Linked DNA regions of Homo sapiens: region 2 is linked to region 1. Evidence: chromatin contacts called from ENCODE Hi-C or POLR2A ChIA-PET data. All regions are on one chromosome and are shown on one strand. The core of a region is the stretch at or near the end of the contact, and the rest is flanking DNA. Distances in the headings are between cores, read along the strand shown. Region 1 has its middle 91 kb from the start of LINC02250. Region 2 has its middle 20 kb from the start of LINC02250.

Evidence for each region. Hi-C counts contacts between places; a loop is a spot of excess contacts on that map. ChIA-PET counts read pairs that join two places held with the same protein, here RNA polymerase II (POLR2A).
Region 2: a loop to region 1 is called in a map of aorta, with 3 times the contacts of the local background. The contact joins two enhancer-like sites. A Hi-C loop is called at or near these places in 2 of 168 maps with a recorded cell type or tissue (Caco-2 and aorta). POLR2A ChIA-PET finds 5 or more read pairs at or near these places in 2 of 52 experiments (H1 and activated T-cell).

The regions. Positions count from the first base shown.
Region 1 is chr15:25,666,922-25,672,721 of GRCh38, forward strand. It overlaps a transcript of ATP10A not described here. Among named protein-coding and RNA genes, the nearest start is that of LINC02250, 91 kb to the left of the region's middle. RefSeq lists an enhancer at 5,786-5,800. Within about 2 kb of position 3,195, at least 11 of the 41 ENCODE cell types and tissues checked have a DNase peak (open chromatin) inside an H3K27ac peak, as active enhancers do.
Region 2 is chr15:25,596,198-25,601,858 of GRCh38, forward strand. No RefSeq gene overlaps it. Among named protein-coding and RNA genes, the nearest start is that of LINC02250, 20 kb to the left of the region's middle. Within about 2 kb of position 1,595, at least 3 of the 41 ENCODE cell types and tissues checked have a DNase peak (open chromatin) inside an H3K27ac peak, as active enhancers do.

The sequences.
Region 1 (5,800 bases), core at 1,945-4,444:
CCAGTCTTCATGGGACTTATAATCCAGAAAAGGATCCCAATAAGAGAAGAATCTCCATCCGGTAGAGTGTTGGGTGGTCCAGATGAGACACACTCAGAGATGGCAGAGATGATGTCTTACAGGGACTGACCATGGGCTTGAGGCCCCAATGAGGAGTCAGCCCAACAGTCTCTGGATCATCCCGCAGACACTCAGGGTCCAGGACACTAGCAAGACCCCAAGTGAGGCCAGGCCAGCAGGTAAACAGGGTCTAGAGCCCATGAAGCATGATGGTGAGAACAGAAAACAGGTGCCTGCCGTGGGCTGACGCCCTGCACCCAAATGTCTGCTGAGGGATGGTGCTGGTCCAGGGCTTCCTGACCAAGGGAGGTCCATACACCTGGGTGGGAAAAAAATATTTATTGCCACTAATCTCTAACCAAAAGTTAGCATTTCTTTCAGTTATAAATGTGCATAATAAACGACTGTTACAGTACTGGGAGGCAATGTTTGACAGATTCAGCAAATAAAAAATACAGGATGCCTAAATAAATTTCAGATAAACAAAATTTTTTAGTATATCTCACGCAATATTTGACACATACTTACACTACAAAAGTTATTCATTGTTTACCTGAAATTTAAATTTAACTGGTGTCCTGTATTGTATCTGGCAACCCTCTGTCCTGGGGACTCTGTCCCCAACAGCAATCAGCTATTTCCATTCACATTATGCTTGTTGCAATTATCCTGACACACATGTGTGCTCACTATTCCAAAATTGCAGCAGCTATGAAACCAGCTTCCAGATTATTTAATGCATTAATGATGCACATATGTTGTCATATAGCAAGTTGGTTTTTTAAAACTTATTTTGCTGTTTCAGTGTCATTGGTTTTCTCTGTCACCTGATATAGTTAATTTCATGCACTTAGAAGCATGAGTGTGAGGAGTCCATGGTCTTCTGCAGACGACCTTGGGGATCCACGGCATGAAGACAGGGAAAGCTCCAGCAGTGCAGTACCCGTCACCCCTTCTCCATGAGCACAGGCCTGACGGCATCCCCCACGTGCCCCCGAGGCCACACTCCCTGTGCAGTATGCTGGCCCTGGGGGAAGGCTGCCGGATCCTGTGCGGGCCCTGAGAGCCCACATGTTGACAGCCCTGATGTCGGCAGTCAAGGTAGCAGGAGCCTCGCAGCCTGTACACGTGGATGACAGTCCTAGCACACCTTCCAGTGGGTCCAGGAGCCCCCACCGCCCCAATCCTTGCAAAACCTTCCCCTCACAGAGCCAAGGTTCGTCTTAAAGGCTGGGCAGGGTGAGGAGACTTGGGGATGAGAGCAAGGAGAAGCAGCCCTACTGAGGAGCAGCCCGAAGAGTTGCTTGGAGGGGACGGGATAAACATTAAATTGTTCCTGCTACCCAGTGGGTGAGAGCAGACGGGCAGGAAGGGCAGATGATTCTAGAGAAAATCCACCACATTTGCTGGTCCCAGTTTTGTCCTCATGGTGCATACCACTGTGTTTATCTCTGTGTATGTCTGGAGCCCTGGGGCAAACCCGTCCCTCCCTCCCTCCCTCCCTCCCTCATCCCTCCTTTCTTCCTTCCCTCCCACACAACTCCACTATGCTAAGCCCCTTCTTGTTACTTTGCTTTGGGTCCAAGCCCAGTGCCTTCTCCTGATGCCAAGATCACATTCTCACCCACTCTGGTTTAGCTCCCCCCACCCCAGCCTGCCCTCCCTTCCTCCCCCACCAATGCCAGCCTCTGCCCCATGTGGCCCCTTCGCAGCGCTTGTTGACACACCTGACACAAAGCTCGTGTCTCCAGTAACGCACCAAACGTACCCAGGACAGGGCCCAAGTGTGAAGCCGTGAGCGCACTGAGGGTGCTGCAGGGGCACCCAGGCCTGGCACAGGCGTGCTTCTCAGTGCACATTTGTTGAATGCGTGAATGAATGGATGAGTGAATTGAATTAAACAGTAGGTGCCACATGAACCCTGATTTAGAAATAACATGGGGCCCACAGGAATTACCTTTAAAGTGTTTATTTTAATTTATCTCCAAAGGCCAGGATTTGAGAAAGACAATCGGTATGTCTATGCACAAATGGAATTCATATTTTTGACTTACATGTGGAAATTCCTGTTTGCAGAACCTTTCCTCCACCAAGATCCTAGAATGTAGTCAGGAAGACTCATGCACCAGCCTGCCTGGGCTCTAGTCCCAGCTGCACCGCTACTGCCATGTGACCTGAGCACGTTAATTACCCTTTCTGGGACTTGATGTTTCCCATCTGCACATTGGGTGAAATTAGAATAAATTTTACAGGCTTTTGTGAGGGCTGAGGCGGTCCATCTGCATAAATCACTTTGATGGATGTCTGCCTCATCATGAGAGACACGTCAGGCAGGCGCTTGGAGGGTGCTGGTTCATTTGGTTTTGAAATGTGTGGGTGTCACATCACATTAGGTGGCCGATCTAATGGCCCTAAGGGAAGGACCTGAATTCCTATCCCAGCCTCCCCACACCGCAGTCAGCTGACTCCAAAGCATAGGGATGCAGGCAGAGATGAAACCGTGTATAAAATACATTTATTTAGATCCAAGAATACGGTTAGCATCCAGCTGCTCCTCCCTCCACCTAACTGTGTAAGAACCAAGCTGCCACACAGAGAAACCTTGGTGCTTCTGCTTCGAGAGAACCAAGTTCATATCATCTCCATCTTAAACACTTTTGTTAAAGCCGCATACCGAGCACACGTATAGCCATGGTGTGTGTGTGTGTGTGTGTGTGTGTGTGTGTGTGTGTGTGTTTGAGGGTGGCATTTGGTAAAGCCCTCTCAGAGGTTACTTACATGCACCTTCAGCCTGTGGGCACTCACTCACCATCACTTTGCTAGACTGTGCTTTACACTGTGCTATGCTTAATAAGAGCACATGGAAACAGCTTTTTAAAAAAGGTGATTATATGTAACTACATATATATGTGCATTTAGGAAAACATGGGACAGTTGTCTTGGAGACAACATCCTCATTTAAAGAGACCACTCTTAGCCCTGGGCTGGGGTCTCTGCATTTGATTCCCACCCCTGGCTGGATTTGGGAATCCCTGTCAGGGCTGGGGGAGGGAACGAGGGAACCACCAGAGGGAGGGGACATGTGATCCTGGTTCCTTGTGCAGGATCCCCAGCAGGGAGGCTGCAGACAGCAGCAGCCGCAGCCCCACGTGGCCAGCCCGCGTGAGAAATCCAGGCTGAAAATAGCCTAGAGCCTCACACTCTACAGCTCAGGGAGGCACGATTTTTCCTGTAGGGTTCAGAGCAGCGTTAGGAGAGCACTGATGAAATTGCGGCACACCAGAAGCATTGGCTTATTCTTATATGTCACTGGAATACACCGCAGGCTTGCTTTTCCTTTAACTCCAGTGCCTTCTGATAAATCTGGAATGTGCATTGAGGAATGCCGGGGCGGGGGGGCATTTCCTGGGTTCGGGGGCTGTGAAGACCTCTCCCCAAGCCCCTGCAGAGACCAGGCTTTGTGTACACAGCCTCTTCCAGCAGGAGGGCTCCCAGTCTCTGAATGTGTCACGTACACTTCCTTTCAAGGGATCACTATGCGGCTGCATGCTTAGGTGTAGCCGAGAATTGAGCTCCTTCTTCACACAGAGGAATATCGTATTACCTTTCTTTTTTCAAAAAACAATGTATATTATCTTCAGCAATAAAACTGCATGGTTTGCTCTCAGGGCATGATTCAAGAACAGACCAAATAAAAGGGGCCTTGGAGGATCTTTAAAAAATTCCAGTTTTAGTGTATAGACCTAATGGAACCTCCTTTTATTGAATCTATTTATAAACGCTCAATCCAATTGCGTGGATTTGGAAAGCTAACATTTTCAACACGAGACAGCTGGTGGAATGTGTGCTCTTAGTTCTAAGAATAGGTAAATCCCAAGGAATATAGCTGTGCTTCCTGTTGTGAGATGGTGCAGATGTTCTAATAGCGAAGATCAAAATGACATTTGCCAGTTATGAAAATCATCCTCAATTAACCGTGAAAAATACTGTCTCGTCTATCAGATAATTTCTCCCTCTCTCTCCTCTCTCATTTCTTGTATGGGATTTTTGAGATGGAAACTCCCCATCTTAGTGGGAAGGGAGGGGATAAGGGGCAGAGAAATAAGAAGCGAGTATAAAGTATACAAGATGCTATCATGAGGCAGTAGTTCCTGCAAAGGAAATACAGTGTGTGTACAGCAGAAGTGTCTGGCTTAGGGTTGGGGAAGGTGTCCCAGTTTATGTCTGCAGAGGCCGGCCGGGTGCCCCAGGGGAGCTGTCCTGCCCAGCGTGGCTCTTCTGATGGCTTCCGAGCCCCTGGCTGTCAGCCCCCAGTTTTCTCTGAGAGAAAGTGGGAGCTAAAAATAGCAGAATGACTTGCACTGGACCTCCACATCCACGTGTTTCCTGCATCTCCGGCCATAACTCAGGACAGAGATTTATGGCCACCTGGGTTCCAACAAGTTACTCAGGGTTTCCCAGTCAGAGCAGACACATTTGCTGTCATGTTGATTTTACAAGGAGATGAACTTTCAGAGGCTCTGAAAGTGAAGGGTGATGAGGCAAGCCCTGCCACCAAGCAGGCTCAGGCTGGAGGCTCTGGAAGCCTCTCTGAGCTCTGTCTCGGAATCGAGTGCTTTGAAAATATTTTGATCTAAAATTGTATTCCCTAAGGTGCTCTTGCCTCTTTTTTTTTTAATTAAAAAATTGTTGTGGTAACTTGCACATACATCAAATGTATCATTTTAACCGCTTTAAAGCATATAGTTGGTTCCGGGGCCTGAAGTACCTTCATGCTGTTGTGCAACCAGCACCACCATCCATCGCAGAGCTTTTTCATCAACCTAAATGGAAACTCTGTGCCCATTAAATACGAACTCCCCTTTCCCCTTCCAGCTCCTGGCCACCCCCATTCTACTTCCTGTCTGCACAAGTTTGACTACTCTAGGCACCACATGTAGGTGGAGTCACATCATCTGTCCTATTTTTTTCGTTTGTTTGAGAAGGGGTTTCACTCTTGTTGCCCAGGCTGGAGTGCAACGGCACGATCTCGGCTCACTGCAGCCTCCACCTCCTGAGTTCAAGTGATTCTCCTGCCTCAGCCTCCCAAGTAGCTGGGATTATAGGCGTCCACCACCACGCCAGCTAATTTTTGTATTTTTAGTAGAGACGGGGTTTCGTCATGTTGGCCAGGCTGGTCTCGAACTCCTGACCTCAGGTGATCCACCAGCCTCAGCCTCCCAAAGTGCTGGGATTACAGGCGTGAGCCACCGTGCCCGGCCCGTCCTTTCGTGACTGCCCTCCTTCACTCAGTTTCCTGTCCTCTAGGTTCATCTGTGTTGTACATGTGTTAGACATTCCCTCCTTTTAAGACGGAATAATATCCCCTTCTATGTAGAGTCCATATTTTTGTTTATTCATTCATCTGTCGGCCGACATGGGCTATGTTTATCTGTTGGCTATTGTGCAGAATGCTGCTATGAATATGGCAGTGTAAATATCTGTGTGAGTCCCTGCTTTGAATTGCTTGGGTAGGTACCTGGAACTGTAACTGCTGGATCAGATGGTCATTCTGCCTTTAATTTTGGGAGGAATTGCCACATTGTTTCCCACAGCAGCTGTGCCATTTTGCATTCCTTCCAGCAGTGCACAGGGCTCTGGAGCTTCCACATCTTCACCAGCTCTTGTCATTTCTTCATTGTTTAAATGATCCAGAAAGCCTTCTTAATGGGGGTGAGGTGCTATCTCACTGTGGTTTTGT
Region 2 (5,661 bases), core at 345-2,844, 72 kb before region 1:
AAACCAAAGATCATTTGTTTTTCTTTTTTTTAATTTTCAAAAGTTTTTTTTTTTTTTTTTTTTAGACACAGGGTCTCACTATGTTGCCCAGGCTGGTCTTAAAGGAATCCTCCCTCTGTGACCTCCCAAAGTGTTGGGATTACAGGCGTGAGCCACCTCACCCGACCATAGACCATCTGTTTCCAGGCCTGAGCTCGATAAGAAGCCCAGTGCTACATTTTCAAAGACCTGAGTGGCCACTGAGAGAATATCCAAAGACAATTTAAATCAGACTGTGGATGCAATTATCACGCGCCCGATGATGTGCCTCATTTTCTATACAGAGGCCCTTTTCAGGAGATGCTGTACCTCCAGATCATAAAATCAGGTAGATGACCTCTGCAGATCTGGCTGTTCCCAGGAGGGCTGAGCGCAGCAGTCAGAAGCTGGCACGGAAGGGAGAAGGAGGCCGATGGGAACAGCACTGACAACAGCCCGTGACAGGGCCGGCCCTTCTGTCTGCACCAGCCCAGCACGCCGGGCTGCACAGCAGATTCTCCAACGCGTCTTCCAGACCTCAGCTTCCACACTGTGACGGTTAGCAAGGCTGACGGGCGTGGACGGCGAGGGGTCGGGAAGAGTGAGAACGTTTAGGATCATGCATGTCTAATTTTATTGAAGCAGGGGCCCATCTAGCTGTGCGGCTGATTCCATATGTCAGGCAGGGCGGCGTGTAAACGGCCCTGAAGTTGCGCCGTCTGTCTGTGTGAACAGGAGCTGCTTCCTCCGCAGGACTCCAGCTGCTGTCCGTGGCCGGGCCATGCGATGGAAATGGAAACAGCAGAGTAAGGCGGTGCTGATGTGTGTGCCCGATTTCTCCTCGGGAGGAAAGCCCTCTTGGTGTTGAAGTGATATTAGTGTAGTCGCCATTCTCTGCAACCACCAAGGGCCTGCTGGATGACTCCTGCTGTCAGTCTTGAATCCATGCTCTGTCACGATGGTATGCAGAGAAACAGCTCTGCCCAGCCGCGCGGAGAGCATGCAGCCTGGAGAATGTTTCTGAAATCCAGATTCTCAGATCAGGTTCTGAGCTGGGGAAAGCCCCGTGTCTCTGGACAGCTCTGGTTTCCAGAGTGAATAACCCATCTCCTGTTGGCAGAGACAGCGGTCTGAGTGGGCTTATTCCTTAGCCGGCAAGCCTTTGGCTTTTCCCGGCTGTCCTGGAGCTGCAGAGCCTTCAGCCGGCCTCTCCGAACGAGTGGTCGCTGGATCCCGGTTCCTGCTCCACCAGCAGCGACTTTGGAGGCATTCCTTAGCAGAGGGACTGCGCTGATTCCAGACAAGGGAATACACCCTGTGAGACTGACGCTCCTCACTTCCTCAGTCACCACAGGTCCTCCTCCATCTCTTCTTCTTCTCCTTCTCCTTCCTCTTTCAAATTGCAGTTTATTCTCTTTTTCCAGATTCCATTTTATTGCCAACATCAAACTCTTCTCAGACTTCTGGCACAACTTTGGAAAGGCATAAAAGCCTAAAAAGGAATTAAAAACAAACAAACGGGCAAAAAGCCCAGCCCAGTTCCTGCCTTGCTGTGTTTCCTGTTCCTTTGATTAAGAAAGTGGCCCGCACAACTCACAGATGCGCCTTCTGGGTCCTCAGGGCCAATGCGATTTCCTCCTGAGATAACATATCTGGGACAGCGTTGAAAGTTTACTTTTTTTTTTTTTCTATTAAGAAACTCTTTCTGGAATTTGTGCCTTGCTGTATTTGGCAGCTTTGATGAATGTTTTGATCATCTATTCTATTGGTTCTTATAATTTGCTGTTTATGTGCCTGGACCATTCCTTGCAGACCTGGCCCACTTCGGGAGTATTTCCATAGGTCCAATGAGGTCTATACAGGGGTTCACTGAGACCATAGTCTTGGAAACTGAGCTGCTTCATAGAGTCTATTTACTTGAAGAAAAAGGTGGCCTTCACGGAAATGTGTGACTTGACGTTGTGGTTTCTTCCTTATTACTTACAGAGATTTCACCATACTTTATATTTACTTTCCTTAAAAATTATGATTATCCCAAAAAAGTTAAACATAGAATTACCATATGGTCCAGCAATTCCAACTTCTGGTTATATACTCCAAACAATTCAAAGCAGGGACTTGAACAGGAATTTGCACACCCATGCTTAGCAGCAGTGTTCACAAAAACCAAAAGTGGGGAAACAACTCAAATGTCCATCAATGGATGAATGGATACACAAAATCTGGTATATCCGTAAAAGGGAATATTATTCAGCCTTGAAAATGAAGGAAATTCTGTCAAATGCTGCAACATGGATGAACTTTGATGACATTATTATGCTAAGTAAAACAAGCCACTCACAAAAGGACAGATACTGTATGATTCCATGTATATGAGGTACCTAGAGTAGTCAAATTCACGGAGACAGAAAGCGGAGTGGTGTTTGCCAGGAGTTAGGGAGAAGGGAATGGTGCGTTATAGATGAGAGTTTCAGTTTTGCAAGAAGATTTCTAGAGATGGATGGTGGTGATGTGAATGTACTCAATGTCACTGAACTGGTTAAAATGATATATTTTATGTTATATATATATATACATACACAATAAAAATGTGACTAGTTTGGATTCGTATACATTAAACCATGCTCTACCTACAGAGCAAGAGTGCTCTGGAAGGGAAAGGCACAGAGCCTCTGTAAAGGGAGGGTTTGGGGCCTGCCTGTAGGCACTGGCTTCCTTTCGTCGGTAGGTCTACATTTGTATACAAACATTAGCTTGTCTGTATTGCCTTGAAAAAGCTGTTGAAGAATTTTTTCCACTGTCATAAACCAGCCTAAGAGGCCACTGCTGAAACTCTCTTGACCCTATTGGTTTTTTATAGTTTACAGAAAATTAGTTGTGTTTTGTCTGTTTGTTTTCATTTTTGTTTTTTTGGTTTTTTTTTTTTTTGTAGAGATGGGGTCTTGCTATGTTGCCCAGACTGGTTTTGAATTCCTGGGCTCAAATTATCCTCCTGCCTTGGCCTCCCAGAATGCTGGGATTGCAGGTGTGAGCTATTGAGCCCAACCAGGAAATTAGTTTTTATATGCCTAGAGTACTTATTGCAACACCAAAATAAAGGGTACATTGTGTATGGACTTTGATTCCCTTTCTTTAAGTAACCTTAGAAGGCATCAACGTAGAAAGAAAGAGAAGTTTCTGAAAAAGTTTTCAGTTTAGGGTTTATTGCTAAAGGAACTCGAACCAAAGTGCTGGACTGAAGCTCCTGGGTTATTCTGACTCAAAGCATCTTTGGGGCCTATAAGCAACATTGTTAACTGCTGATATTCATGGATGGCTTAGTAAAGTAATCTCACAGTATTGGCACCCAGACAAAGATGAAGGAAAGCCCTTCAATACAGTTACAACATGACTTCATGGTATTTCTAGAACTATCAAGTCCGATTTGGTATGCTTTTAAAGCTTGGGAAATATTTTCAATAGTCAAGTTAAAGTACACTTGATGAAAATGTTTACACTAAACCTAACTGAATCTTTTTGTCTGACTTCTGGTTTATAGAAAACACAGGGAAGAGAGCACCAAATAAAATGACGCCACCGATGACACTGCCATACAAATCCAGAATGTGGGCATTTCGTGAGACATTGTCCTGGCCTCTTCTAACGTCATAATCAAAAGGGGCTAAGAACATGAAACAGCCAAATGCAATCTGTGAATCTTGGTTCTTTCTATGTTTTTAAAAATTTGAGCTATAAAATCATTTCTGAGACAACTGGGAAAATGTTGGTATATACTGGATATGAGATGATATTAGGAAATTGAGGTTAATTTTTAAAATTGTGATTATGCTACTGTGGTCACAGAGGAGACTGTTCTTTTTCCTAGAAAACGCATGCTGAAGCAGTGAAGTGTCGTAACAACTGCAACTCACTTTCTAATGATTCAAAAAACACATGGATAGTTGGCCAGGGGCAGTGGCTCATGCCTGTAATCCCAGCACTTTGGGAGGCCAAAGTGGGCAGATCTCTTGAGGTCAGGAGTTCAAGGCCAGCCTGGCCAACATGGTGAAACCCCACCTCTACTAAAAATACAAAAATTAGCTGGGTGTGGTGGCACACACCTGTAATCCCAGCTACTCAGGAGGCCGAGGCAGGAGAATCACTTGAACTTGGGAGGTAGAGGTTGCAGTAAGCTGAGATCGTGCCACTGCACTCCAGCCTGGGTGACTGAGTAAGACTTCATCTCAAAACAAAACAAAACAAAAAACACACAGATAGATTAGACAGATACAGAAGTAAATACGACAAAATGTGGAATATTGAATACTACTGTGGGTATGTGAATGTTCACTGCAGTAATTTTTCAGCTCTTCTTTATGTTTCAATTTTTTATACTAAAATATTGGGCAGAAAATTAACATTCAAGTTACTTTTGGGTAGTCAGTCTAAGCTACAAACTTCTTGCTAGGTAGACAAGTCCAGGTTTGTTCTCTGGCCTCTTGAAGAATTTTTTTGCTGATATACAAAGGAACGCCAGGAAAAGAAATTTAACTTGAGCAAGAGAAGGGAGGCTCATAAGAGAGTTCCAACACTTAGAACTGAACCTCAGCATGGAAAAGACAATTTGGAGCGTGGAAATGTGGGGTGCTACTCACCTTACTCAACTTGTCCTTTGAGACTGGGTGGAAGGAGACTCTGAGTCATGTCATTAAAATCTACAGAAGACTCAGCACCCACCATTGCCAGAAACAAGGGAGGAAGGCCCACATGGTGACTCACATCTGTAATCCCTGTAATCCCAGCACTTTGGGAGGCAGAAGCAGGTGGACAGCTTGAGGCCAGGAGTTCAAGACCAGCCTGGGCAACATAGTGAGATCCCTATCTCTACAAATACTGTTTTTTTAAAAAAAATAGTCAGGTGTGGTGATATGCAATTGTAGTCCCAGTTACTTGAGATACTGAGGTGGAAAGACAGCTTGAGCCCAGGAGATCAAGGCTGCAGTGAGCTATGACTGTGCCACTGCATTCCAGCCTGGGCAACAGAGTGAGACCCTGTCTGTGAAAAAAAAAAAAAAAAAAAAAAAAAAAGCTTTGGCTGGTTGCAGTGGCTCATGCCTTGCCTATAATCCCAGTGCTTTGGGAGGCCAAGCAAGGCAGGAATGCTGGAGTTCGAGACCAGACTGGTCTACATGGCAAGACCTTAGTGTAGAGGTTAGGCTACGTCTCTGCAATCCTGCACAGGACCTACAGTAACACAGTCTTGTGACTGCTGTTGGGGTCCTTTTATATAAGTTAAGCTTTTGTGTTAATTTTACTTCAATTTATCACAAACTTCTACCCTGAAAAAAATATATCTGGGCAAGTGCCACTTGTCAATAAGAATGGATAAAAAAAGTTTTTAAATTAAAGCGTGATCTTGATTCTTTAAGAAACCTGTTGCACCTTCAAGCAATCTGGTGTGCATTCTTTCTGCCCTGCTCCCTTTCCTACTCCTACTTGTCTGACCTAGCCATCCTTTCAAGGTTCCCACCCTATTTCTGCTCTCTCCAGCTTTCTATCCTGGCCTATAATCTCATCTCCTGCACCCCTCCTCCCCAATCTATTCAGCCCACCACATTCAAAGCAATCTTTCTCATGTGTAATACCAACCATGTGTCCTCTCTC